7 separate regions of the Homo sapiens genome follow, and regions 1, 2, 3, 4, 5 and 7 are each linked to region 6. The links are chromatin loops, found by intact Hi-C in ENCODE. Cell type or tissue: endothelial cell of umbilical vein. All regions are shown on one strand.

Region 1 (4,000 bases), 210 kb after region 6:
GCAAGAAAGCCTTTTTTTGTGATTTTTTTTATTGCCTTCTAACTGTGGGCTTCTGTTTCCCTCATGCTTTCTATTTCATGTATAGTATATTTTGGATCATGTTTTTCCTGACTCTGGAACTTCCTATAACTTTTTATATGGTGTTCCTTTTAGATACTGTTTTAAAAACTCTTTCTTTTGAAATGTGTCAATCTGTCCAGAGAATTAAGTTAATGATGTGGCTATTTTTAAACTCTTTAGATAGCTATGGTTGAAAAGACAAAAAACAAAGTGAGCAATTCTGTGACTGCAGATAGAACTTTTCTAAATGGCTGGCTGGCATTTTTGAGACAAAACTCTATACTTTTATTGAAATACCTCTATTTCTGGCTCATGGATTGTCACCGTATTCTAGAAGTAAGACAAAGAGCCTTGTCTGGTGGACCTGAACACCAATTAGAGTTTCTTTTCAAGAGTATCACTATTCAGCTCTCCTGTTTGCCACTGGCCAGTTGACTTTTTATAGCCAGTGAAAATCCATCCAAGAATCCTGCAGTTTCTTCATGAATTTGTTCTTGTAATGAATTTACGTTGTGTTCAGGCAAGTATCAGATCATTCATTTATGAAACCAACAAGCATGTATTGAGTACCTGTAATGTGCCAGACACTTTTATGAATGATTTACATATATTAATTAATTCACTTCCCACTACAAACCTATGAAGTAGGCATTGATTTTGTATCCATGTCAGAGAGGGGCTAATTGAAGCAAGGTAACTTGCCAAAAACACACAGCTAGAAATGGGATTCATATCTTAGCAGTCTGCCTTGGGAGTTCATGCTCTTATTCTACTAATAGCAAGGTGCCATAAGACTACCGTGAGTGGAGCAACTAACCATGCCTCCAGATTGGGAGTCAGGAGCCTCAGGGAAGGCAAATTCAGAACAAGAGTTGTTTGATCCTTGATGAAGAGGCTTAATCGTTGATTTGATCCTTGTTAGCAACTGATTAGCACATACCAAATTACCTGCAGAGAAGATACACCAGAAAAAAATATGTGCACATATCTGCAAAGCTGTATTACATACCTAAAAACTTTGTATCATCAGTACAAGTATAAAACAAATCATGTGTGATTTGATTCATTTATACATGCTAACCAAATATTTTCAGATTTCCTTTATGCTGTGCCACATCATATGTATCATTAATTGAAATCTATTTTGAATGGCCAACATTCAGAAGTTTCTCGAGTGCCTGGGGTGGGAATCTAAATTTTTAAGACACACTATTGTTTCAACCATTGTTTTTCCTTATAACATGATTCTGATCAATTTGTATTTAGTAAGTGTTTCCGACCATTTAGAAAGACCTTTCCTTTCTAAATCAACACGTAACTTGAAAAAATAAATCAAAATTTTGAAATATCACCTTGTTCTGTAGATTCAGACTAAACGATCTCAGATTTCTTCATGTGTTGGAAAATGTACTTAAAAAAAATCTTTCCCCGAGGCATCTTCTTTGCCAACTGGACTGACTTTTGCTCATTCTTGGATTGCCCCCTAGTGGTTTATTTAACTTATGACTATTTCCCAGATGCTCATCGGCAACTCGTGGTTTCTTTGAATTTGTTTTTAGTTTGATCTTTTCCACACCTTCTCCCATTTGCAGAGAGGGGCTTCCAAAGACAGTGTCTTTGAATGAGGGTGAGCAACGTGCAAAGTGGCACAAACGCTTAGTGTTAATCAATACATGCCATTAATGATGGTGGTGAAATCCTTCTTTCAAGTTTGTTCTCTTTTTTTCTTTGTGCTGTTTTTAACTTTGCCAACTCCTTACTTTCTTCCCTCTGTTAACATCCTACTGGAGTGGTGCCAGGTAATCTGGTGGCACAGGATGACTTACAGGCAATGCTGTGTCTTGAAAATGCCAATTAGGAATGCTGAATGCTGCTGGGCGGGAGTCCCATGCTCTCACCCATATAACAAGTCAGCACTCCATAGGCCTCAGTCAGACCCAGACTTCTTGGCTCCTTTTGGGTAGCTAAGGCTATGACTCGCTGGCCTAGACACTTAAGCATCATCCAAATAGCGAGAAAAACCTTTGAGTTTCTGTAGAAAGCCAGCGAGAGACCCAGACAGCATCACAGACCTGACACTCTGCAGAACTCTGGGTCCAGGCCATCTGCACCAATTAGACCAGAACCAAGAAACGCAGTGCAAGATGCATTATTAATTCAAAACTTTTTTCAATAAGAAAAAAGCCAATTATTGGCTCCATTTTTTTTTAGAGAGAGAACACCTACACTGCTATATATAATTTATTAACTTAGTTTAGTCTCTCAATATTTAGCAAGTTTGTTTAAAAATTACCATTCCCATTGGTTTATAGTGACATGAATATAAACCCATAATTTCAAAGTCAGCATTCCTTTCACTGTGAACATAAGGCTTCTTAAGAGATAGTGGGGGTTGGGGAACAGTAATGACTGTGGCTGGTGGGCACTGTTCAAAGCCAAAAAGACTGGCAGGTTTGGAAAGGCATACACTGTGTATAGACACTCTCTCAGTATACTACTGTTCCCCACACTTTTGCTGTACATTCTTGTCTCAAAATATGGTATAAATTATTCCCTTAAATTTGAAAAAACAATTAAGATGAATACATTTTCATCTTCATTTCACAATAACTCTTTTAAATATAAAAAGTTCCTCATGTTTGTTAAATCTGTTCAAAAGTTGCATTTAAGTACTTTCTTCACAACATGTACAATGTTTTCATCCTTAGTGCCTCATTACAATCAGTTTGGCAATAAGACCTCCAGTGCTTTATCAAAAATGGCATTCAATAGATTATAAGATTGATAAATCTGCATTTGAATCAGTCTTACCACAATGAATTATAACAAAGTCCAAAAAATGTATAACTATTCATCAACACCCTTGGAACCTATGAATTATTGCAAATAATCTCCCACGTGCATGTAATTCAAACATAAACTTTGTGGGGAGGGGGTGTAAAATAAATACTACAGTATTTCTTCAATTTTATTTAATGCTGCCTAGCTGGTTAAATGAAAGATTAATTACTAACAGGAAGAGTCAAAATTTTAAGGACTGTTTTCTAAGAAGGACAATTTTGCAAAACAAAGATAAGCAAGAGCCTATGCAAATACATTTTCTTGTAGTATAATGTAATTGCTAATATGAGGTATAATCTGTAAGCAATTAATACAAATATAAATAAGTATAAGCCACCACTAACTCACAGTCTCATGAAAAGCTTCTCAGCTAAAGTAGTTTGAGGATAAGGTTAAGGGAAATGAGGAGTGGACAGGGCAGGTTTCCAGTGGGAACATCATTTATGTGCCTTATCATTATCATCATCCTGTATGTACCAGTCCATTGTTGCAGAAAGGTAAATCCTTTCCAAGTATGTTATACTTTATGTAGCACAGTAAAATTATTTAAGTATTACTAACGCTTTATTTGCGTTTGTATTTAGATATACACATAATTATATATGCATATCAAAAACTATAAACAGAATTTTAAAACACTTTATCTCATTTGAGGAAAGTTAACAGGTAAGACAAATCTATGTACTATAGAATTTTTGAGGATATCTAAACTCAGGGTGAAACAAAGAAAAACATTTCTACCTCTTTAGTAAAGGGCTTGTGTGAAACCTCAAGCTCTCGCTCAATTTTTTTTATAGATGGGTATGTTTGATGAGGATTGTGATCCAATGATTGTTTAGCAGCAATTTTACCCAACTGTAAATTCTTTTATTAACAGGCATTATAAACAGATAGTACTAATCTTATTCTAAAACCATGAGTGCCACACTGGTGAATATACAGCTTATGAATAACTTAAAAAGTATTTCCCATTTTAAAAGGCAAACCCAGCATACAAAAACTTATACTAAATGAAGAAGCTATAATATGGATACATGATTGATGTGTCTAAAATGATATATACAGTACATAATTAATGTTAATTATGTGATCTGTACAT
Region 2 (4,000 bases), 310 kb after region 6:
ATCCTGGCTATCATCCCACAGTGGCTGTGTCCCATAGTGACATAGATATTTCAATGGAGAAAAGATTGGACCACATTAGGGCAGATGATTGATCTCAGCCAATATCTCACCCAGTATTGGAAGCCTTCCACAGTAATGTATGAAAGTATAATTGATTGCCTATTCATTTACCAAACACCACATGCTGGGCATTGCACCAAGCACAGGAAATTAATAGATGCGAAGACCTAATTCCCTGGCCACAAAAAATTCACTGTGTAGTAGCAGAGACAGAGGCAGAAACAAATTATTTCAATAGAATTCAGTATATGCTAGATTATTAGCCCAAAGGAAGAAGTAAAACATTTACCCACACTTAGCAATCACATTTAGCTATTTCATTTTTAGTAATGAGGCCTATAGCTCTCACATACCTTTGAATTTTAGAAAATGTTAAGACGACTCTTTTTGCTGAAAATAAAAAGATATCACCTTCACAAAGGATGAGCTCATTTACGTAGGAAATAAAATAAAGCTATTGTGTCAGTATATACAGAAATGAATGTAAATGCAGAGATGAAGCTTGGGCAGGGAACACACCATTGCCAAAGTGCTTATTGGGAGAGAGGAGAAGGTAATAGGAGGGTGGTGAGAAGGTTGTTCCCTTGTTTCCCATATATTTCTGTATTATTTGAAGATTTTAAATCAAAGATGTATTCATATATTGTTTATGTTATAATTGCATTATTGTCTATGTACAGAAAGAAAGAAAGAAGTCTTCTCCCAGATATCCACATCTGCTTCAGATCTTTGTTCAAATGTCACTTTCTGAATATCCTATTTTTAAATTGCCACCTCACCACCATTAAAATCCCCATCCCCTTCTCTGTCTTCATAGCATTTACCACAATCTGACATCCTATATATTTTACTTTTTTACAAAATATTATTGTCTGTCTCTCCCAGACAATTAGAATGTAGGCTCTGTGAGAGCTGAGATTAGTGTGTGCCAGCTTTACAGCTGTAAACCCAGGGCCGAGGACATATACCAGGTGTTCCACAGGCCAACAGCCTGAATGTATACAGCATTATGCTAACAGCAGTTATTTCTGAATGGAGAGACTACAGATGTCTTTTATTTTCTTCATTCTGCTACTTGGTATCTGAATTTTTGTAATGAGCGCATATTAATTATATTACCTAAGAAAACAACAAAGCTCTTTGAATTTATTATTATTTTAATAACCTGGGAACTAAGAAAGAGGCTCCAGTAGAAGCCACCATGGAAGGAGTAAGGGCCTAGTGGGAGTCAGGCCAAAGAGCATAGGCGAAATCTCCTGAGATACTTGGTGGAGTAAAGTTAGTTGGAATTAAAAAACCAACTAACTTATGACTCCTCCACTGCCTCGCAGTTTCCAGACATCCGCAAAAATGCCTGGTGCACGGGTCACTGTTTCACAAAGGGTCTTCTGCCTCATAGCTTCCCATCCCCAAGCAGCGGGGCCCAGAAATTTGCCCACATCCTTCCATCCAGCAAATGTTTTTATCTGGGTCCTACTTAGGTTTCAGCCAATTCTTTGCTGAGCAACTTGGCTTCCTGTTTTCCTTGGGAACCAGACTCTTTTTAAGTTGGAGCCATAAAAAGAATGAAATCCTTTACCTGATACTTTTCTATTCGGGTATTCAAGCCTGCCACAGACGGAGGCCCTGTGGGCCACTCTCTCGTTGTGGGCACTGGCATCTTAGCCCAGCACTTTGAATAAGGCACATGTGAGAGTGAATGCTGCGCTTTTTTCATTCTTTTCTTCTCTCTCTCTTGTTTTTTTTCTGTTCTATTTCTAATTGAAAGCCATTGTCTTGAGTGAATGATTGTAGAGAAGGCTTACTCCTCATCTCAAAATGCCATCTCATAGGAGCAATGGGAGAAAGTGGTCCTGCCAGTCTGAAAGTTAAGAGACTTGGTTTCTCATAATTGTTCTGCCATTAAGTTGTTACGTGATCTTAGTCAAATCATGTTACCTCCCCGGGCCTCCGTTTCTTCATCTGCAAAATAAAGTTCTTTGCAGTGTTTCTCAAGTCCCTGCCCAAATCAGTGTTTGTTTAACTGAGGATGAACAGTGACACCTTGTGGTTCTCCTTGAGCCATGTCTTTGTTTTTTCTAGCCCAAGTTTAAGGGAGCCAAGGGTATCTTTGCCTGTTCCCCTGCCTGGCCCACCTACCCTAGCAGCTTCACTTAGCATGGCTCTAACCTGGTCTCCCCCTAGATTCAGAAAAGTGCATCCACCCTTTGTTCACCAGCTGCTTCCCAGCCTCAACTTGGCCAATGTTGCTAAAATCAAACTACAAGTAGACTGCAGACGCCAGCGTGAAGGCCTGTGCTTCTGTGGTGAGGTCTGCGGTTTGGTGTGAATGTGAGGGTATCAGCCCCAGGTGTTTTTTAGGGCTGCTAGTGCAGTCCCAGAGAGGGACCTGGGCAACAGCTCAAGGAGCAAGACTGAAGATTTTACTGTTTTCCAGCACTCCTACGAATTTGTAAAATTATCAGATTCCAAATTGTTCTATGCCATAGTTTTTCCATTCATAAAATAAGAAAAATCTGCCATAGCACTGCCTTCAAACTCAGTTAGTCTATTCATTCATTTACTTATTTGTTCTTCAAATATTTAATAAGCATCTTCCTGGTGCCAAGTTCTGAGCACCTACCTGTGCCAGTAGTCCGAACTTGAGAAGACACAGTCTCTACTTTTCAAGACCCTGTTCTTGTCTAATGAAGAAGAGAGAAGGAGGAAAAACTTCCATTGCCATGCAATAAGGTAAGCTTATGGCAGATAATGTGTACACATAATGGCATGGAAGCCTGGGGACAAACATCATACTAGGCCTGGGAAGAATGTTTGACAGAGAACAGGACACTTAAATACGGACGTTTACAGAATGGAGTTTGCCAGAGGAGACTCTTCAGGAAGAGAGAACAGAGTGGGAATAGGTACATAAACATGATCTATCTAGATGCCCTACCGTAAAATCAAAACACAAAACCCTACTGACTCAATTCCCTCCCCTTCCAGATATTACCCCATTTCTCTACTTCCCATTGTAGCCAAACTTTCCAAAAATTCATGTTCTGTCTTCATTTCCTCATGTTCAACCCACCCTGTCTTAGCTACCACCCCTCAGTAACGACCTAGCCTGGGTAGAAACAAATGTCAGCATGATACCATACTCAATGATCCTTCGTCACTGTTGTCATTGTCATCATTCCATGGCCTTACTTTCCCTCTCAGCGCCATTTGCTACAGTAAGAAACTTTCTTTCTTGAATTCTTGTTTCTCTTGGCTTCCATGACACCCACTCTCCTATTCATGCTCCAGGTTCACTGTCTGCTCCTTCCTGGTCTCCCTGTTCAGCTCCTCCTACTCCGTTCAACATTAAATGTCAATATTCTTTTCTTCTTTCTATCTAGGAAATCTCATTCATTCCCATGGTTTTAAATGTCATGTACCAGCTCCTAAATTTTGTATATCCAAACCTGACCTCTGAAATCCAGTCTTAGCAACTAGTGAGGTCTCAGCTTAAATATTACCTGAAGGTTGTGTGATCTTCCCTGACATTTGTCTTCTTATCTGCTTCTCGCTAGATTGAGAGCCCCACGCAGGCAGATTCATCCTTACTTTCTTCAAACTTGCATGTTTAATGATTAGAACAGTTCCCAGGATACTCAAAAATTATTTGTTAACTAATTTCTGAATGAAATATAAGTAAATATAAGTATTTAAAATAGAATAAATCTGTGATTTTGATTGTTTTTAAGAAATTATTCACTCAATCCAGTTCAAGTTCAGCCAGGCAAGCCTCACAAAGGAGCATATGCTTAATGTTTCAGGATGTGATCTAATTTTTAATTGTTTCTTGATACAAAGTATCACCTTTTTCTAGTGACTGTTTCTCCTCCTCCATCATCTACTCTTGCCCAGTGGGAGATTTCCCAGTGAAATCCCACCGATGATCTGAATCAGAACA
Region 3 (4,000 bases), 84 kb before region 6:
CCAGCCTGGGTGACAGAACAAGACTCTGTCTCAAACAAACAAACAAACAAACAAACAAAAAACCAGATTAAGAAAAAAAGGCCAATTAAAAAAATGGTAAAAAATAACACAAATTAAAAATGTAGTGTAATGACTATTTTTTTCTTTTTTTTTTTTTTACATTAGGTTCTAGGATATATGTGCAGAATGTATTGTTACATAGGTATACATGTGCCATGGTGGTTTGCTGCACCTGTCAACCTGTCATCTAGGTTTTAAGCCCCACATGCATTAGGTATTTGTCCTAATGCTATCCCTTCCCTTACCCCGCCCCCTCCTTGACCCGCCGACAGGCCCCAGTGTATGTTATTCCCCTCCCTGTGTCTGTGTGTTTTCACTGTTCAACTCCCACATGTGAGCGAGAACATGTGGAGTTTGGTTTTCTGTTTCTGTGTTAGTTTGCTGAGAATGATGGCTTCCAGCTTCATCCATATCCCTGCAAAGGACACAATCTCATTCTTTTTTATGGCTGCATAGTATTCCATGGTGTATATGTGCCACATTTTCTTTATCCAGTCTATCACTGATGGGCATTTGGGTTGGTTCCAAGTCTTGTAACAACTATTTACGTAGAATTTACATTGTATTAGATATAGTAAGTAATCTAGAGATGATTTAAAGTATATTGTAGGATATGTATGTTATATGCAAATACTATACCATTTTATATCAGGGATTTGAGCATCCATGGATTTTGGTATCCGGGGGGAAGGGGGTCTGGGAGGTTGATTATATATCACCCACAGTCTTTTGCCCTTCATGACTTTTTGGTAGTCTTCAATTCACTCTTTGCCAAACTCTATGGAGGGAGACTTAAAGGTGTTAAACCAGCAAACCTCAGTCCTACTGTTGGCTCCTTGAAGACCTGATCTTTGGACTGAGGCAAGTCATGTCATTATTGCCTTAGTTGCCATATGTAAAAAGTAAGAAAGAAGAAAAAAAGAAGCCAACATTTATTTAGCTCCCATTGGGAACATTTTATAAATGCTATGCCATTTACTTACTGCCACAAGTCTGGGAGGTATATGTTGTTGTCCTCATTTACACCTGAGATTAACGAAGCTCAATAAAATGAGGTAATATCACTGAGGTAAGTTGGCAAAGTAGTAAGGGAAAGCAGGTAAGAAACCATTGTGCCTTCTTGCCTTTCTTGTTGGAGTTTCAGGTGATGATTGTAAAACACTAAGCCCTATAGAAGACAGGCTTCTATTAACACAGAGAAAAACTGAAATAGGTTTCTAATTGTTTGTACTCTTTTTTTTCTTCCTGGAATTTGCAAATCTCAGATATTGCTCTATCCTCTTTTTTGATTATGAGATTTTATTTTTGGCAGAAAATAATTGTTCCAGTTGAGTTCCAAGAGTTGAAAGAGTTTCTCCATCTGTTCTTCTTGAATAAGAAGAATGCTGATAAGGTGTGCAAATAGCTGAAGAAGTATACATGCAATTTTCACTAAAAATCGTGAGTACATGGAAAAGCTGATGAAGAAGGCCTTGAACCTCCATCACATCATTAGCTGACTGAACATTTTATAATCAGGAGGGGGAAAAAAGGCGGAATAGAAGGAAATTTCAGCTGAAATTGACACCTCTGTCCAAATAGAATATCACTTCAGAATCTAAAAATTCTAATTCCACAAGTCACAGATGTTTCCAATTAGAACAGAGAAAGTTAATGTAGTTTCAGCTGTTACTTAGAATATTAAAATGTGCCAAGAAACTCAGAGAGAGTTGGTACAAAGAAGTTTCTTTTTCTACTAAAATATTTACTCCTTCAGAAATAATAATCAGAGGCTTTAGGCCCCTTTCCCTGAAAAGTCACACTTAACACTCTTCACTTTCTTTTATGGCTGTGAACATGGCACAGACCCACACATGCCTCCACTTTATAAAACAAACACCTTCCTGACGTCTAGAAGGCCTCTAGTGAATCTGGGTCTCTGGGCAGTAAGTTGTTTGGAATGTGTCTCTGTTCTAATACAAACATTTGATATCCAAAGCAAATAATCATCAAACCTGCGATTCTGAAATTACTGTCCCCCTGACTCAGAGGCGCAGCCAATGAGTCATTTATTTACATGTAACTACAAGATAAGGAGAGAAAAACATCCTATCTGCTTGTTTTTCCAAAGCAGGTTTGAGAAGTAGTCACACATTTTTTTCCACTGAATCATAAATCTGCAGCCTCAGTTTAAGAAATAGGCTAGGAGCTCAGAACCCTGTGAAGATACACCAAGATAATAGTCCCCTAAACCAAGAAAAAGCTGAAATTGTAAAAGCTCGAATCCATTTTATGCTAGCATTTATGAGGCAGTTCTATGGGCAGGCATCTGAGTCCTATCCTGAAGTAATTTGTAAGTGGAAGACCCCACCCACTTTAATTTACCAGATAAACATTTCTGGAGCTATCATTGCATATTAGTTATGAAAGCTGGAATTTAATAAGAGAGAACAGAATGCAGTTTTCAAAGTGCACAGAAGTTCACTGGGAAAACATATGCTTAAACTTCAGGGACCATGATCCCTGGAAGCAAATGTAAGAGACAGCTAAGTGCCTGGAATTATATGTCTGAAAGGATTACTCATCAGATGCAATTAAGCAGGGGGAAGGGGAGAAGCACACATTTGATCTAATGTGTTGTTTTGACTAAGTTCCGCCTCCAAACTACAAATCCCTCGAAAGGAAGGAATCTCAGAACATTCAAGATCAGGAAAGTTAAAGGCCAAAAAAGTATTTGCTTTGAAATGATTGAGAAAAGATGTGTGTGTCTCTGGTCAGGGATAAGTTCCAGTGAGACCCACTCCAACTTGCAAAACATTGATATTATTGGGAAGCTTCAGAGCAGACAGTCAGACAGACTTAGACCCAAATTCTAGGTCATCTGGTTAGTAGTGACCTTGACAAATGACTACAGTTGAGCCTCAGTTTTCTCATCTGTAAAATAGGGGCAATGAAATGTTTCCAATAGAGCAGTGACAATTAAAGATAATATATGAAAAGTAGTGAGCACAATGCCTGATACATTTCTATTCAAATACCTAATTCTTTGAAGAAAAGTTTCTAACAGAAACTTTTGATGTTGACAGAAAACAGTCAAACCACAACAGCAAGAGAGGAAGAAAGGAACAGAGGATCCACAAAATAACCAGGAAACCATTAAAAAAATGGCAGTAGTGAGTCCTTACTTATCAATAATTACTTTGAATGTAAATGAATTAATTCTCCTATCAAAAGGCTAACGTGGCTGAATGGTTTAAAAAAAAAAAAAAAGACCCACTATATTTTGCCTACAAAAGATTCAGTTCACCTTTAAGAACACACAGAGGCCGGGTGCAGTGGCTCACGCCTGTAGTCCCAGCACTCTGGGAGGCCAAGGTGGGTGGATCACCTGAGGTCAGGAGTTCAAGACCAGCCTGACCAACATGGTGAACCCCATCTCTACTAAAATACAAAAATTAGCCGTGTGTGGTGGCAGGTGCATATAATCTCAGTTACCGAGGGAGACCGAGGTAAGAGAATTGCTTGAACCCAGGAGGCAGAGGTTGCAGTGAGGTGAGATCGTGCCATTGCACTCCAGCCTGGGCAACAAGGGCAAAACTCTGTCTCAAAAAAAAAAAAAAAAAGGAGAGGGTGGAGCCAAGAGGGCCTAATAGGAACTGCTCCAGTCTACAGCTCCCAGCGTGAGCAACAGAGAAGACGTATGATTTCTGCATTTCCAACTGAGGTACCGAGTTCATCTCACTGGGGAGTGTCAGAAAGTGGATGCAGGACAGTGGGTGCAGCGCACCGAGCATGAGCCGAAGCAGGGCGAGGCATTGCCTCACCCAGGAAGCACAAGGGGTCAGGGAGTTCCCTTTCCTAGTCAAAGAAAGGGGTGACAGACGGCACCTGGAAAATCGGGTCACTCCCACCCTAATACTGCGCTGTTCCAACAGTCTTAGCAAATGGCACACCAGGAGAT
Region 4 (4,000 bases), 190 kb after region 6:
TGCTCGCCAGCTTGCTCGCACTCGGCTGTGCGGCGGGGCAGGCATGGGAGCCGCGCGCTCTCTCCCGGCGCCCACACCTGTCTGAGCGGCGCAGCGAGCCGCGGCCCGGGCGGGCTGCTCGGCGCGGGTGAGTGCGGGCACCGACTGGGGCATCCGCCCGGGCGCGGGAGAGGCGAGGCGCCGGGAGGAGCGGGACAAAGGGCCGGGTATGCGCGGGGTAGGGTAACTGCGGGCTGCCGGAGGCACCGCAGGACTTCGCCAGGGCAGTCCTCGGGGTTCCAGGACACGGGCTGGGGGCCTGAAGGAGCTCTGGGGAGACGGCGGGGGCTGCAGGTCATTTGGATTCATGCAGTGTCACCCATGAAACGGATGGGGAAAGAAGATCCTGCTGTCTTGGGTGCAGGATGTTGGTTGGGAAGCAGAGAGAGCCGGCTCTCGGCAAGCTGTCCTTCGGCGGGGGCGATGGCTACACCCCCATGCACCCCCCCAACACACCACCACCACTACTTCTTTTCCTTGAGTTTTGCATATACCGGATTCCATCAAGTTCTGAATATTAAGTTTTAACCCTGGGCATGTGATTGTGAACACACCTAAGCAAGCAAGAGAAGTGCAAAAGTGCAGCAAATACAGGCTGGGAAATAGAATCTTTTCTCCGGAGTGGTTGTCCGTGTGCGTTCCGGGGGTGCTAACCCTAGACACTACAGTCTGAACTAACAACAGTTGTTGTAAGCAAATAGTTCTTCTGCCTGTAGGCATTCATCACGAGTTAACTTTTAAATAAAAGTTTTAAAGTTTTAAAAGGAGCGGGAGAAGACTTGTTCAGATGAAGGAACACCACCACTCCTCTCCAGAATACAAATTAGGTTTGCTTTCCAGCACCTCAGGAGAAAGCAGCTGATAAAAATCCTGTTTGTTTTACTGCCCACTGGGTGACACCAGTAAGAATTAAGCAGCTCAGTGTAGGTATTGGAATAGGGCTTGCTTCTCTCAGCTCCTGAAACTAAATTTGAGGGCTCCCTGTGCACTCCTTAGGAACAGGTAGGCCAGTGCCAGAATCCTCATCACATGGTCATGTGAGAAAGAATTGAATTTATAGATGAGGTCAGCTGTGGTCAAAAGCCCTATGTCAAAGTAGTATCAGGATATTTATTGCATGTTGTTTCAAGATCCTACTTGTGCATGCGAGTATTTGTGACAGGTTTATAACCGTGCCTACCATGAAGTCTGTCAGGAGTGGATTGGAGGTGAAGTGGGGAGAAGGAACTTAGAAAATGCCCCCAGAAGCCACTATGTTTATTTGTGAAAGTGTTTGCACCCCATCTGCGTACGAAAAGGTTGTTTCACTTGCAGTTTTCCTAGTTAAATAAAGTCAAGCGGTAACTTGTCCTTTCCTGTGCCTGAACTGGGAAGGAAGCCTTTTTCCAAGGTGCCTAATATGGATCTCATTTTTGTAACACTGACGACTTATTCAGCTGGATGGTTAACATGGATGCATTTTCTGGTTGTAGCATAAGTGTCCATTAATGCATCTGAGAACATTTTTGTCCCCAGTCTGCAATGGTTAATAGTCTCAGGTTCTCCCAGTAACTCTTCTCATAGATCCCTTAGGATTTCATCCACCAGGCATTATTCATGCCTAACTCCCACAGACTCCAGGGAATTTGTTTCTCATGTTCTCAATATTAGCAGGTTTTTTTGCACTCTGTTCTTGTTCTGCCAGGTTTGTCCCAGGCTCAATTTAGTTTACCTGAAATCCGATAGAGAAGAGGCTAAACTTCATTTGACCACAAGATTGTGTTTAGGGTTGCTTGGACTTGTAAGTGCCTTGTAGTTTCCTGTACAAGACTGTAATTCTTAAACGATTATGTGATTAGGTCTGTTTTGCCTTAATAGGGTCTGTGATTCAGGAAAACGAGAACAAGCCCGACTGCAGAGTATTCACAGAGCTTGGTTCATTCTTAAGCATTTGCTTTAGGATTTAGCATGATTTCACCGTTCCATATCACTGACCACTGATTCCATGGAAGACCCTTTGTCATCTCTCCAAATGGTGTCCAAAACCTGTATCTTTGCAAACTTTCCTGCCGTTTCTTTCTGTCATTACTGTTTATAGCGGCTGCAGGAATTCACAATTTGTACAATAGAGAATACATGACCTAAGGATTAGGTTTTCCCTCCCAGCACTTGTTTGCTATAGGAGTTAAATCATTCTCTCAAACAGTGGCCCTCTTGAGGAGACCTGTGTTGTTGCAGTTTTCAAGACTAAGGTGCCGTGCAGGAGACAGTAGTCACTGCATCCAGTCTCCAAAGAGATTGTTGTTTGCATATCTGTTAATTATGCAAAGTCCCACCACCAAGGGCCTATGAAGTGGCAGCATCCTCAAAAAGTATAAATATTTTCAGACAGTGGCTCATATTGAGTGATGGAGGGTGGACTGTGTAACCTATTTATGAATCAGATACCCAAAGCTGGAAAAGGAATAGTTTCTGTATTACTAAGCATGGTGAAAAAATATTTTCTTACCTTCATTTTCCATTCTTCCCTGCCAGTTAGGTGAAATGATGCACGGAAACACTTGGTTGGAAACCTTAAAAGATAATTTATGTATACCAGGAATCTTTATTCAGCAAAAGTTTATTCCTAGAAATGAAACGTTATAGACCTAAATTTTCTTCATCCAGACTTAGGTAAAAGGGTGAGATTTGAAAATCTTCATTCCATTTTTAAGGTGTGAGTCTTCCAGGCAGCTCTGCAAGGATAAGGTGATTCATTTATAAGGGTGAGAGAGAATTTAAAATCATGTAACTCATTAGTTACCTTTCCAGGTGTGGGATTATGAATGTTTTCATTACATCTGTTTATACCTTAGATGAGTGTTTATGTTTAAGTAAACTTAAACAGGTATAGCACAGGCTTACCCAGGGTTTATACAGATGGTAACAATAATTATTTGTCTTCTAAGGAATTACTCCATTATCATGTGAGTTGAGAAATGAATGTAAATCCACCAACCTAATTTTAAAGCATCACAGTTTTGCATCATTTGTTGTTTTATTAATGCGGATGAGTCAGGGCAGGCTGCGAATGCCTCAGGAAAGACCCTTAATGGACAGGAGGGTTGTTTCCCCCTCAGGCTTTTCTTTGGGGCCTGTCTTAAGAGCATACACACACAGCCATCCCTCCACTCAGTTCTTGAAAGCTGCCTTCTGCTGGAGTCACAATTTGTACAATAGAGAATATATGACCTAAGGATTAGGTTTTCCCTCCCAGCACTTGTTTGCTATAGGAGTTAAATCATTCTCTCAAACAGTGGTCCTGTTGCAGACTGATCAGGGAAATCTTGTCTGCCAGATAGATGAGAAATTAGCATGATTCATTTTCCTTTTCCTTTTCCTTTCCCCCTCCTTTGCCTCCACCCTCCATAATTCCATGAATCAATGGTCCTGAGAAGTAAATGATAGTACAGACACTATAGTCAGCATCGTCCCTGACCTGGACTTACGTGATTCTGGAAAATTATAATATTAGGGAATCCTGGACCTAAAGACCAGAGCTAAAAAGACCAGCTAAAGCAATCATCTGGTTGAGGATGCTATTCAGAAGAATTTCTAAAGCACCCTAAATAAACATTTGGTAAAGGACTAAGCAACTTAAGAAGCTTGTAGCTTTAATACAGACATCAGTTTAAACCCATTTAAGGGCTTGAGAACCCACAGCTGTATCTTCTAATTTCTGATTAGATATTTTAAAAATATCTAAGCCTAATCAGTTTGAAGTAATTTGATGGGCATTAGTTTCTAAAAGTCTGCATTCATTTCTAAATCTGAATTAAACTTTTTTAAATGCAATTTTATAACTTTTAGCGTTACATGGAAGCTTTAAGCAAGATATATAATGCTGTCAGAACAAAGTCTTATCACACAAGTTAGTAAATAGGGTTTAGTAATGTGGAGAACTTGGAAGCAGAGTTGCAAACTAATAGAAATTAGGACTTAT
Region 5 (4,000 bases), 71 kb before region 6:
TCATTTCACTCTAGCTATTGATTTCTCCCCAGCTGATAGGCTGGATTTGGGGATAAAGTTACTTTGCAAATAAGGGATAAAGTCTATCCTTTATCCTGGTAACAGAAACTTTTTGAAAGTACTTTTATCTCGCCATCCTAGCATTTAAATCCAATTAAGTTTCAGAAACATTTACTGAGTGCCCACTAAGCCCTATGCAAGTCTTCTTGCTGAAGATCCTTAAAGGAATTTTTACACTTTTTACATTTACTTTTTACATTCATGTTTTAAAAATTTAACATGCAATGCATTTTAAACAAAGTTATAGAGTTAGAGCTCTGTCTTTAAGTAGGGAGCCATGGATAATAGAAGCTCACTCCTCTAGGATTCTATTGGAAGTCATCAGAAAAATAAAACTTCTTCTATCTATCCACTACTCCTTCCATCCATCCTTCCTTCCATCTGACAAGAACTGTATGGAAGGCCCTGTGCTAGCTGCTGGGTATAAAATGATGAGCAAACAAATTTGTCTCCTGACCACTGGAAGTTTATAGCTTAGTAGCAGAAAGAGTCCTGGAGGCAAATAGAAACTCCAACCCTAGATTCAGCTATATCTCTATTTGTACAGGTTTGGGGAGTCAGTGAATTTCCTGAATTGTCTATTTCCTTGTGTGGAAGGGGGCTGCCTTGTCTGTTGCACAGGGCACTTGGCAGCATTGTATTTGAGTTCACCCTGGAAGAAAACCTAGGCATTACCATTCAGGACATAGGCATGAGCAAGGACTTCATGTCCAAAACACCAAAAGCAATGGCAACAAAAGACAAAATTGACAAATGGGATCTAATTAAACTAAAGAGCTTCTGCACAGCAAAAGAAACTACCATCAGAGTGAACAGGCAACCTACAGAATGGGAGAAAATTTTCGCAACCTACTCATCTGACAAAGGGCTAATATCCAGAATCTACAATGAACTCAAACAAATTTACAAGAAAAAAACAAACAACCCCATCAAAAAGTGGGCGAAGGACATGAACAGACACTTCTCAAAAGAAGACATTTATGCAGCCAAAAAACACATGAAAAAATGCTCATCATCACTGGCCATCAGAGAAATGCAAATCAAAACCACAATGAGATACCATCTCACACCAGTTAGAATGGCCATCATTAAAAAGTCAGGAAACAACAGGTGCTGGAGAGGATGTGGAGAAATAGGAACACTTTTACACTGTTGGTGGGACTGTAAACTAGTTCAACCATTGTGGAAGTCAGTGTGGCGATTCCTCAGGGATCTAGATCTAGAAATACCATTTGACCCAGCCATCCCATTACTGGGTATATACCCAAAGGATTATAAATCATGCTGCTATAAAGACACATGCACACGTATGTTTATTGCAGCATTTTTCACAATAGCAAAGATTTGGAACCAACCCAAATGTCCAACAATGATAGACTGGATTAAGAAAATGTGACACATATACACCATGGAATACTATGCAGCCATAAAAAATGATGAGTTCATGTCCTTTGTAGGGACATGGATGAAATTGGAAATCATCATTCTCAGTAAACTATCGGAAGAACAAAAAACCAAACACCGCATATTCTCACTCATAGGTGGGAATTGAACAATGAGATCACATGGACACAGGAAGGGGAATATCACACTCTGGGGACTGTTGTGGGGTGGGGGGATGGGGGAGGGATAGCATTGGGAGATACACCTAATGCTAGATGACGAGTTAGTGGGTGCAGCACACCAGCATGTCACATGTATACATATGTAACTAACCTGCACAATGTGCACATGTACCCTAAAACTTAAAGTATAATAAAAAAAAACAGTTCGAAGTGCTACATAAATATAATATTATATATAATATTAAATATGCATTAAATATAATAATTGCAAATTAAGTTTGATTCAAATAGTGGAGGGAATAACTATCACTGTGCACAATGGAGAGGAGTAAAGACTTTTGAAATAAGAGGCAGGAGGCCTGAGTTCTAGTCCTGTCATTTCCACTGATTTGTGCCCATGCCCTGCCCGTGGGGCAGGGAGTCATTTTTCCCCTTGGCCTTGATTTGAGCTGATTAATTTATAGCTTCATGAACCTCTCAGTGTATGCTACTAGGAAAGGCAAAGCTGCAGAAATGCAGAGCTCAAGGGTCTCTTAAAAGCTAATCAATTCCATCTGTTCCCATGTCAGGCTTGCTGAAGAGATCTTTCTTTTCAAAGGCCTCTTAGGAGGCAATTTCTCAGCCTGTCTTGGAACCCAGTGCAGGGAGTTGTCTAGGAGTGTTCAGGAGTGGGCTGCAGGGGGCACACAAGTAACATCTGTATTGGCTAGAGTGCTCCACAAGCTGTGCAGGGAGGTTTCAAAATGTGGAGGCCATTAAACATCCTGACACCTACTTAAGGGGGCATCTTGGGAGCAGGAGCTCCATGAAGTGTTTGGTGTGTACTTACAAGGCTCTGCCTGTGCAGGTCTGAAGAACCTGCCCAAGGTGCAAGCCCTGGCTTTCTTGCTGAGGCTCTTTAACATGGCACCTTGATGTGGCATGGAAATTCACAAATCCATTTCACCCCATGTCCCTGCAAGGGACTCTAGCCCTGAGACTGATGCACATAGACTCCTGCAGATACCTGTTGCTGATTTCATTCACTTTAGGAATGTGTTTGCTTTCTTGTGGTTGTTTGGGGAGAGGGAGCATATTTATGGGGACACACATAATTCAGAAATGCTGAGTTTTAACAATATAGGATTGAGGGATTTCAATATGGAACAAGGAAAGACGTTGGAATAGAATAGATTCAGGTTTGAATACTGCTACTTGCTTGTCATATGGCCTTAGGCAAGTCTCTGCCTCCTCTGAACCGCTTGTCTAAGGACAATAATGCACTCTCACCTCCTAGGACTGTTGTATGATTCAAAGATAATAAAGACAACTTTATTATCTTTTACTGAGTACTGGCCACTCAGTAAAAGTAGGTGGTAGTAGTTGTTTTAATCATTGTTCCATTTCTGGAGCCCAAGCTCAACTTCCCACAACCGTCAGTCCACCACAACACAGTTCACAATCTGACAATTCTTCCTCTCACTTTTACCTTCACATCCAGCTCACCCTCACATACCACAGACTCCTCTTTCTTGGCCTCTTGGATTTCCATCTCTCATTTCCACATCTAGGAACTCATCAGGCTCTTCCCTCCTCATGCTTCGGTTAGTACTGTAGTTCCCTGTGGGCTCTCCTCTTTAGTCCTCTTGAGAATTAACATCCTCAAAACTTGCTTTGAAATTAGAGTCTACCCCACTGGAAAGTGCATCATGATCCCTGACCCAATCCAAACTCCTCACTTTGCCCTACATCCAACTTTACCTTCCCTACCCTGGCCAGTGGAGCCATTACCCAGGAAATGTCCAGGGAAGAAGAGGGGCTTTCTTGTGATGAGGAAAGCTTTTCCCAGAAGTCCTGTGGCAAATCACCCTCACATTTCTTTGACCAGAATTAGGTCATATATCTACACCTAAAGTAATCACTGACAAGGAACCACAACACTATGATGGCTTGGATTTGAGACCTACTGGTTGATTCTGGGAAGGGCCAAGACTCCCTCAAAGTGCGTGACCATTTGGAGGAAGATGGATAACTGAAAAAATTGGGGTTGTTAATAAGGAGGAAGGGGCAACCAGCAGTGTCCCTTACACTCCCAATCCTGAGAGTCTATGATTCTTGGCTTTTCCAGCCTATAGCCTTGCCTATGCAGTTTCTCCTGCTTGGAACTCATCCAGTAAATCTTTGTATGCCAGAGATTCTGATGGGCCATCTTCCCAATGTGAATCAAAATCCTTCTCTCAAGGTTTAGATTAAGAACCAACAATTCAATGGAGGGATTTCCTCCTATAATGAATTACCTCATTACTTGCAAAGTAAACTAGACAACCCATGCCACACTTCACACATTGGCTTATATTGGCTTAGAATTGTTCTCAGTTGAGCTGTAAACTCCTCAA
Region 6 (4,000 bases):
TGTTTTCAGGGCCCTTTTAGTGCTCTCACATTCCACCAGGTATCCCCCTTGGCCCCATGAGCTTGACAGTCTTCCAAAATATTTCTGACAACCCCAGTGAGTGATGTTCACCAGATGCTGATCAGGACTCATGTTCTTACATGGGCATAATGGGAAAATCCTTCATTGCATACTGGGAAGTGACCAATAGTCCATGGTGCTTATAACTCTCCCAGTACAGAAAAGTGGAGGAATTTCAGTGGAGGGATGTGGTGTCTTTGGTTGGTTGATTGGTATTGATTTAGATGTTATTTGTCTTGAAAATCTGGCTGTGGGTTAACTAATGCTTACCCTTCCTGTTTTAATCATTCCTACTTCTTTTTCTAATCCATGTGTCACCAGGAGAAACAAATGTAAATATGTGAGGTTGCTGTTTTCAGCAAATTCATTCAGGATTCAATGCCAAACTAGGCTTTTCCTGAAAACCAACAACAAGCACCAACAGGAGGAGATAGAGTTACATTTCTTGTAAACCAACAGCCTGATTTTCATTGACACATTGTGGGTTTTGTTATTGTTGTTGTTGTCACTGTTGTTGATCTGGATAGAGGTACAGGCTTATTTTCATAGCTGAGTTTATGACTAAGTGCAGCACTGCTTCCTGAAACAATTCCATCAACTTAACACATTCACAGCCATGAAGAAATCTACCAATCTGTTCTCTCCTCTGAGTGATCTTTCTAACTTGCAAATGTGATGGTGCTACTTCTTATTTGGGATATCCTGGCTGTAACTGGGATATTTCAGACATACTGGCGGGGCTGAACTTTAACTCCTCTCATCCTTCAATGTTCTCAGGCATGCAAAATTTTCCCTAACCCCTTTCTCCCTCCCTTTTCCCACCATACTCATTGGTGGTCATTTCTTCCTCTCTGATTCATAGCCCCATATACATACAATGAGTTGAGAGGCATAGTTTTTTTTTTTTTTTTTTTTTAAACTTCAGGGGAAAATATCCAAATAGAGCCTGGTGAATATCATCAGAAAAAAGGCAAACTAGGAGAGTAAGTCCTTCCTGTAAAGTCTTGCAGAATCTTAGAGTGGGAGGGGACTTAAGAGGGAAGGTACTTCCCACTCCCTTCTGCAATCTCTTTGATAGATGGTTTTTGTTGTTTTTTTTCAGCTTCCAATAGATCACATCTAGAGATAGGGAAGTCGGTGTTTTTTTTAAAAGAAATATATATATATATATATTATATACACATATTTTACATTGAGCAAAAGTTGATCTCGCAGTGAACTCTCTTATACGTCCTTGGTCGGACTCTGGAGCCATGCAGAATACGCCTACTCCCCGTTCGACATGATAGACCTTCAGATATTGGGGGGGCACTTATCTGCCTTTTGACCTTCAGAAACAGAATGGGGCCCTGGAATCATTCTTTCTGGCATGTTGGGACACAGATCATGCCATGTCTCCCCTGGGTGCCAGAAGTACCTATGAGGTATTTCCCACATGCTTGGCACCAGGCTACTGTTTGGGGAGAAAGTAAATACATTTTATTTCAGAATTGATTAATTTAAACATAAGCAGCATACTCCTTAATATAAGGTTACAATGCAAAAGAAACCAAAAAACAAAGCCAGAAAAATCCAGAAGGTAATTCTTAGAGAGACAGGGAAGGTTCCAAACATTTTTAAATGGATCTAGCAGATTAAAGTTCAGCTGCAGCTCATTATTTATGAAATGTTATTCCTGTTTCTTGCAGAGGGAGAAAGAAGCAGCCAAGAAATACTGCCGTGTACCTCTTGAGTCCACGCACGCTTGCTTAATTTAGAAAAAATTACTAGGAGGGGCCACTATGGGGAGCTGGAGACCACTCTGTAATGAAGCCCATTTCTACTAAAACAAAGTATGCATGAGATGGAAGCAATCTGGGCAATGTTGAATCGATTCGGGGAAATGATCCCAGGATTTTTCTCTGAGGATGCACTCTCAATAGTGGATAGTGATGTTTTCAGGTGTAATTTAAATGCCGTTTTGCTCAGTCAGAGCAATGGACTCAAATTCCCTCTCAGCTCCCTCTAGAGGTTAAAGTGTGCAGCTGCTGGCAGAACTTGTGGGCTTGGAAACCTGCCCATGTCCAGAGGGCAGTCAAGATGAATACAAGGAGTTATCGGTTCTTTCTGTTAATTAGAGCAAAATCTGTTGGTTGAAAAAATTAAAAATAAAGTAAAACTTTACTATTCTCTAAATACAGTAAGGCTGAGATGAAATACATTGTGAATATGCATTCATATAGAAGAGGTAGTAACTGGTATATCAGATAATTAACTGGTATATAAGATAATTCACTGGTAAGTCTTGGTGCAATGAAGAAAGTAAAAATTCCATAATGACTTCCCAGATATACTTACTTCTAAAAAGGCACGTATTTTTTTGGATAATGGATAACAATTGACATGATCGTGATTATAGCCACCAATGATTGAGCTCTTATGTGTCAGGCACTGTGTAAACACTTTACTGGCATTTTTCTCATGTAATCTTCATAAATCCCTTTTAGATAGATTCTATAGTTAGCACCATTTTACAGACCAGGAAGCAAGAACTTAGAGAAGTTAAATCCTTCATACAAGGTCATGCAGCTGACATGTAGTGATGCCTGGATTTGAACTCAGGTTTATTCTCTTAAACACAATAAAATAGTGCTTTCTCATCAGAGGTGCAGGACTCAGCAAGATTAATGAGTAGTCCCAGGTACCCAAGTAGTAAGTGGTGCCATTAATGTGTGGTTGATTGACAGTGTATATACAGTGCCTGGTCCATCATGAATATTCAGTGAAAACCAAGTCCCTTACCCTCTGAAATGACCATGATTCTGACTACATGTGTCCTGAGTATGTCTTCCAGAGCAGAAAAAGCTCTGGGAGATAGCCTGTGCCATTTAATCTTTGCATCCTGTCACCTAGACCTGTACACTGCCTATACTGGGTGCCAAATGAATATTTGCTAAATGAATCAGTGAATGATTGAATTAGGCCTGTCTTCAAGGAGCTTACAATCTGCTATGAATCATAAGTGTGCATATATGTATGCATGCACACACACACACCCCTAACCAAACCCTAGTATACTAGTCAGAAGTGAGTTAAAACATACTGAAGAATATATATCAGCAATGCTGCACTCTTAAGCCAGAAAACTTGCCCATGTTTACAAAGACATGTACAAGAATATTGATTACAAAATTGTAATAGCAAAAAATTGGGAACAACTTAAATGTTCTTCGACATAGGCATGGAGAAGTAAGTTTCAGTTTACTGATGTGATGGAATGCTAAATAAATGGTCTAAAACCAAATGTATAAAATGGATAACTCTAGAAACACAGTAAGCAAAATTATATATAAATATAATGATAATAATAGCTAACACTTACTCAACACATTATGCACCAGGCATTTCTTTATGCGCTCTGCATTTGTTAACCCATTTAGTCCTCACAACCCTTCAAGGGTATAAACTATCATCAGACCCATCCTAGAAGTCAGGAAGTTGAGGAAGGCTACATACATTTCATATAATGTCTAACATGTTTAAACATATGCCAAAAGGCTATACTTTAAGAATGCCTCCATGTGTAGTAGAAGTGTAAAAACATGCAAGGGAATCATTAAACACCAAATTTATGACAGTGATTACATTAGGGGTGATGAAAGGAACATGACCAGAGAGATGAATAGAGGGGGCAGCAGATGTATTTATAATGTTTCATTTAAAAAACTAGATGATTGGTATATGGATATTTTTCATATTATCGTTATATTTTTTCCTGTGTCTGAAATACTTTATAATAAAGTGATCTGCAAGCAGAAACTAAATACCTTGAGACCTCAAAGGAAAGAACCATTACTCCTGATATTTCATGGAGAAAGGGGCATTTAAGTTGAGCCTAGATATTATGGGGAGGATAGTGCTAAAAATTTAGCAAATGTGGAAATCAGTGCATATGCCATGG
Region 7 (4,000 bases), 150 kb before region 6:
GAAAACTTCTGACCCAGGCAGCAAGAAGGACAGAAAGAGTTAGGCTCTGTCAGGGTCTGGCCACGGTGGCTTTGGAGGCCTGGATCCCTATTGGGACAGAACAACCTCTGCTATGAGGCCACACCTGCTTCCACGATCCATAAGAATTACCTTTCTACAGTAGATACTGCCATTCATTTATTCATTAGTATGTGCTGAGTGTTTGTTCTGGGCCTTCTCTGGGCTAGGCCTTGAATAAATAAAGACAAATAAAAGTCTTGTTCTCAAATAAAACTCTCAAGGAGTTGCTAGCATAAGTGTTCCAAAAATTCAGATTCCCCTTTATTGGACACCAAGCAAAGGCTTTCTACATTACTTCAGTGCAATTTTGTGTCATAAGGGAATTTTCTGGAGCTCCTGGACTCTCTAGAGGGCACTTCTCTGGCCAATGGAGAAGATAGGGTTAGGCCTGTTTTGCCACAATTTGGAAAGAACCAGAAGGAATGATGATCATCTTCTTGGCTTCTCTGGAGGTTCGGCTGTTGCAACAGCTAAAAGGGGAGATCTCGGAGGAGCCAGATACATGAGATCCACATGAACTTCAGGACTAGGAACAGCCCTGGAAGTGAAGAACAGCCTCAGAATACAGGACTTAGTGAAAAGGAAGGCTTTGGGAACAGAGGAGAGAAAAGGTTAAAGAGACCAGGGGAAGTTTCATGGCAGGGGGAGAGATCAAGGAAAGGCCTAGAACTGCTACTCAGTGTGTGTAGTGGTGGTGGTGGGTGAGAGAGAGGGCAGTTGACCCCCGACAGCTGGAAATAATCCCTGGCATCTTGTAAACAAGACAAACGAGCTGCACGGTCTTCAGAGATGAGCCAGCCATTCCTGCCTGTCTGCCTCTTCCCTATTGTGGCATCTGAAGCCTGTGCAAAGTCCCCCACACCTTCCCTCTCCAACAAGGTCATTATCTTCCAGGGATGTATTTTGCATTTCTTGGCTGAGAACCCTACCCCTGGCTCACTTTGAAGCCTTCTGTAAAGTGGGTGACCACCGTCCAGTGTCACTCCCAGATCCTGGGGAAGAGTGGGATCATTTAGAGTCTGTGGCTTGGCCCTGGATGCATTATCCTGGGGGAAGTGAAATGAGCCTTTATGGACAAACAGAAAGTAGTGAAGAACAGGAAGAGAATTCTAGGCAGAGGGACCAGCACATTCAAAATCATGGAGTTGGCAGAAAACTCACAGAAGAGTGACTAATACAATGGGCTGGAATAATAGGGAATATGTGGGAAAGGGGAGAAAAGTGAGATGGGGCCCTGCTTCTCTTCTCCCCAGAGTTCCCCAGTCCTGTGCTCACATGTGGCCCTCTCCTCACCTCCATCAAAATCTCTGCCTTAAGTCTCCTCTTTCCTTCTTCCCTCCCGTATCTGTGTGTCACGAGCCTATTAGGCATCAGAGATTATAGTAATAGGTACCATGAACTGAGTACTGCTACATGCCTGTCCCTACCTATACATCACTTCAATCCTTACAACAATTCAGTGCCATAAACGGGTGTTGGAAATACTTAGCAAGGAATTGGCATAGGCTGCAACCAACCATAACAGATGCTGGCCTTATAAAAAAACCCTGACCATTCTGGTGGTACTAGCTGATGAGCAGTTGTGGCTGTTAAAACTGTTAAGTCCATTTTACAGATAAGGAAAGGAAGGTACCGAGAATTTCAGCCACTTGTCCAAAGCCACAAAGCAGGAAAATGGGGATTCAGACCTAGGCTTGTCTTGGTGAAATGTCTGATTGTTAAGCATTGGACTCACAGGGGGTGCTAATAGCCTGACATAACACACAGGAGCCTTTATGGGCGTCTGGCCTGGAGATTTAGCAGGATTGGTGGACAATGCAGGTCCAGGGAAGGCTGGCCAGGTGGAGGAAGCTGCAGAGCTGATGAGCCAGTGGGGCTTTCCTGGCTCCAGCCATGCTGTGTGGTCAGCTTGCAGGTGGAGGCCAGGGACCCACGGAAACTGGGTCAGCAGCACCCTGGACCTGGCCCCTTGTGTGGCTCTCCTTCCTTCCCCTGTCCCCAGTGTGACCATTCCCACTGCCTTTCCCCTTCTAGGCCTTTCTTTCCTCCCTAAGAGCAGAGATGCTTCTCTGGTCCCAGCTGAAACAACAAAAGTCACCTGAGCCTCTGCCTTTTCCAAAATTCCTGAGAGGCTGCCAGCAATGAGTCAGTGCATTGGCAGCTCTGATCACCAAGGACCAGCCTGGGCCTGGGCCAAGGCTTTATGTGGGTCTGAGCTGGGGTGGGAGGCAGAGATGATGAGAAGCCCTGGGGAGCTCTCTTCCCTTCAAGTGCTCGGGCTTCAGAGGCCCAGCCCCTTGGGGTCAGTGATTCTGAGCACATGGTACAGTGGGACTGGTTGGGAGACAGTCAAATAATGTGCCCTAGGCTCCTGCTCTGCACCAGGCATGGCCCTGCCCTCTGGGAGATCAGTAGAGTGGGGCTCCCGAGGATTGAATTCTATCTATCCACTGAGGATGTGAGGCTAGGCTGGTGTTCAGAGTAGGTAGCATGACCCTAGTCTCATTTTCATGTGGGTTGCTCGATTCCAGCCCCCTCCATGTGTGGTTCCCAAGAAGATTCTGAGAATCTGTCTCCAGCTCCCACGTGTGGTGTGATTTGGTTTCTGTTTACAACTATGATTCTGCATCGCTTCCTCCTCCTTCCCACACTCCCTCTCACCCCTTCACTCCCAACCCTCTGTGGTTCTGTGCATGGAGATGCTCCTCTCCCATTATGAGCATGGCTTGTAGTCTTAAGTGGCATTGCTCCTTACTTTGTATTTGGAGATAAAGGGGGACCATTGCAGCATGGGCTGTATCTGCCATGTTGGCTCATTAGTCCTGGAATTCCTTACCAGTCTTCTCATTGTCTGCTTAACAATGAGAACACACATCACAGGCTTCTGGCCTGGACCCATCCCTAACCAGCTTGTGACTGTGGGCCTCATCTTCAGGTCTGCATTCTGTAGGAGTTAGAGGAAGGAATGGGAACGATGGGGAGGGCAGGATGACAGCAGCAGGATGCCAGGGAGCAGTGACACCCACACTGTTTCAGCAGGGTCTGGAATTTCATCCTTAACGAGAAGATACCCTCCACCACTTCACACGTGCAGGAGCAACAGGCAGCCTGATGCCATGGAGAGAGTGGAGAATTCCAAATCAGACATAATGGGGTTCCAGTTCCAGCTTTGTGTCTTTTGTCTGGCTGTGTGGCCGTGAGCAAGCTTTAACCCCCTGGGCTTCAGTTTCCTCATTAGTGACGTGGGACAGCTGTGTTTGTCCCCCAGTGAGGGAGGGGGGGATGTTGCCAGGCACTTGTAAGATAGTGAGGATGAAAAGCACTTTCAACCTTAAGTTCTGTGTGCATGCAAAATGTTATTTGGTACAGTTTGGGTCCCCTGGAAGAAGATTCTGAGTTATATTGGAGTGTTCAGGATGTTTTTAGGAAGTGCCCTTGTGGGAAGGAAGGGAAGGAAGCAGAATGAGTTGAGAGGGAAGTTGAGCTGTGATGCAGGCCCCAAAGCCTCAGCCAGCTCCATGGGGAGCTTGAGTTGTCCTGCACTGGGCTAAAATAGTTAAGCCTTCATATTCCCTCATCACTGGGTGAGGCCAGGCCCTGGTGGGATGGCGAGGTGGCTCTCTCTCTCTGAGGCTCTGCATGATGTGCTGACAGCCTTGCTGTCAGCTGGGCAACAAGTCTTTCCTTGAAGGAGGATCTGGGTGGCGCATGCTCCTGCCCACCTCTTTATGGTTGTTAATGATATGGTCACACCTAAACATCAGGCTGAGCTGATCAAAGGCTGGTTCTTACAGGGCTCCTGCCATTCCAGCACTATTTGCCAGCTGTCCTCATGAGTTCTAGATTGATGGCTTTAGTCTTGAATTTCTGAGAAAAGAATGGGAAGTCCTTCTTCTCTTTGCTCTGGGACCCAGAAAACCATCCCACTTGGTTTTGCCTG

What was found. Hi-C counts contacts between places; a loop is a spot of excess contacts. Peaks named below come from ENCODE experiments on the same cell type or tissue, not always from the same donor. Only the 100,000 strongest peaks of a DNase experiment are listed, where the experiment ranks them.
Region 1: it touches region 6 in a loop (10-fold over the local background); 80 of 110 quality-filtered maps call a loop at or near these places.
Region 2: it touches region 6 in a loop (8-fold over the local background); 12 of 110 quality-filtered maps call a loop at or near these places.
Region 3: a loop joins it to region 6, with 6 times the contacts of the local background. A loop is called at or near these places in 6 of 110 quality-filtered maps.
Region 4: a loop joins it to region 6, with 6 times the contacts of the local background. A loop is called at or near these places in 82 of 110 quality-filtered maps.
Region 5: a loop joins it to region 6, with 6 times the contacts of the local background. A loop is called at or near these places in 7 of 110 quality-filtered maps.
Region 7: a loop joins it to region 6, with 7 times the contacts of the local background. A loop is called at or near these places in 79 of 110 quality-filtered maps.

What each region holds. Positions count from the first base shown.
Region 1 is chr11:86,817,124-86,821,123 of GRCh38, forward strand. It overlaps a transcript of PRSS23 not described here and the pseudogene MOB4P2. Among named protein-coding and RNA genes, the nearest start is that of PRSS23, 19 kb to the left of the region's middle. RefSeq lists a silencer at 1,404-1,698. In endothelial cell of umbilical vein, a CTCF peak has its summit at 1,548 (motif pointing left); a DNase peak (open chromatin) is centred at 1,518; H3K27ac peaks cover 1,837 bases.
Region 2 is chr11:86,917,673-86,921,672 of GRCh38, forward strand. PRSS23-AS1 (PRSS23 antisense RNA 1) reads right to left here. Exons shown (of 4, transcript NR_187135.1): 2 at 3,564-4,000. It also overlaps a transcript of PRSS23 not described here. Among named protein-coding and RNA genes, the nearest start is that of PRSS23-AS1, 19 kb to the right of the region's middle. In endothelial cell of umbilical vein, a CTCF peak has its summit at 2,116 (motif pointing left); DNase peaks (open chromatin) are centred at 1,529 and 1,919; H3K27ac peaks cover 2,340 bases.
Region 3 is chr11:86,522,218-86,526,217 of GRCh38, forward strand. The region is part of intron 4 of ME3 (malic enzyme 3); the gene reads right to left. Among named protein-coding and RNA genes, the nearest start is that of ME3, 150 kb to the right of the region's middle. RefSeq lists an enhancer at 1,266-2,465. In endothelial cell of umbilical vein, no CTCF peak of the experiment used is centred here; DNase peaks (open chromatin) are centred at 2,064 and 2,634; H3K27ac peaks cover 2,997 bases.
Region 4 is chr11:86,800,525-86,804,524 of GRCh38, forward strand. PRSS23 (serine protease 23) reads left to right here and starts at 18. Exons shown (of 2, transcript NM_007173.6): 1 at 18-127. In endothelial cell of umbilical vein, a CTCF peak has its summit at 2,244; DNase peaks (open chromatin) are centred at 827, 997, 2,327, 3,307 and 1 weaker place; H3K4me3 peaks cover 2,602 bases; H3K27ac peaks cover 4,000 bases.
Region 5 is chr11:86,535,470-86,539,469 of GRCh38, forward strand. All of the region lies in intron 4 of ME3 (malic enzyme 3), which reads right to left. Among named protein-coding and RNA genes, the nearest start is that of ME3, 140 kb to the right of the region's middle. In endothelial cell of umbilical vein, a CTCF peak has its summit at 2,302 (motif pointing right); a DNase peak (open chromatin) is centred at 2,322.
Region 6 is chr11:86,606,498-86,610,497 of GRCh38, forward strand. All of the region lies in intron 2 of ME3 (malic enzyme 3), which reads right to left. Among named protein-coding and RNA genes, the nearest start is that of ME3, 64 kb to the right of the region's middle. In endothelial cell of umbilical vein, a CTCF peak has its summit at 2,059 (motif pointing left); DNase peaks (open chromatin) are centred at 764 and 2,064; H3K27ac peaks cover 2,483 bases.
Region 7 is chr11:86,457,987-86,461,986 of GRCh38, forward strand. The region is part of intron 8 of ME3 (malic enzyme 3); the gene reads right to left. Among named protein-coding and RNA genes, the nearest start is that of CCDC81, 85 kb to the left of the region's middle. RefSeq lists an enhancer at 1,987-2,515. In endothelial cell of umbilical vein, no CTCF peak of the experiment used is centred here; DNase peaks (open chromatin) are centred at 1,205, 2,175 and 2,775; H3K27ac peaks cover 3,865 bases.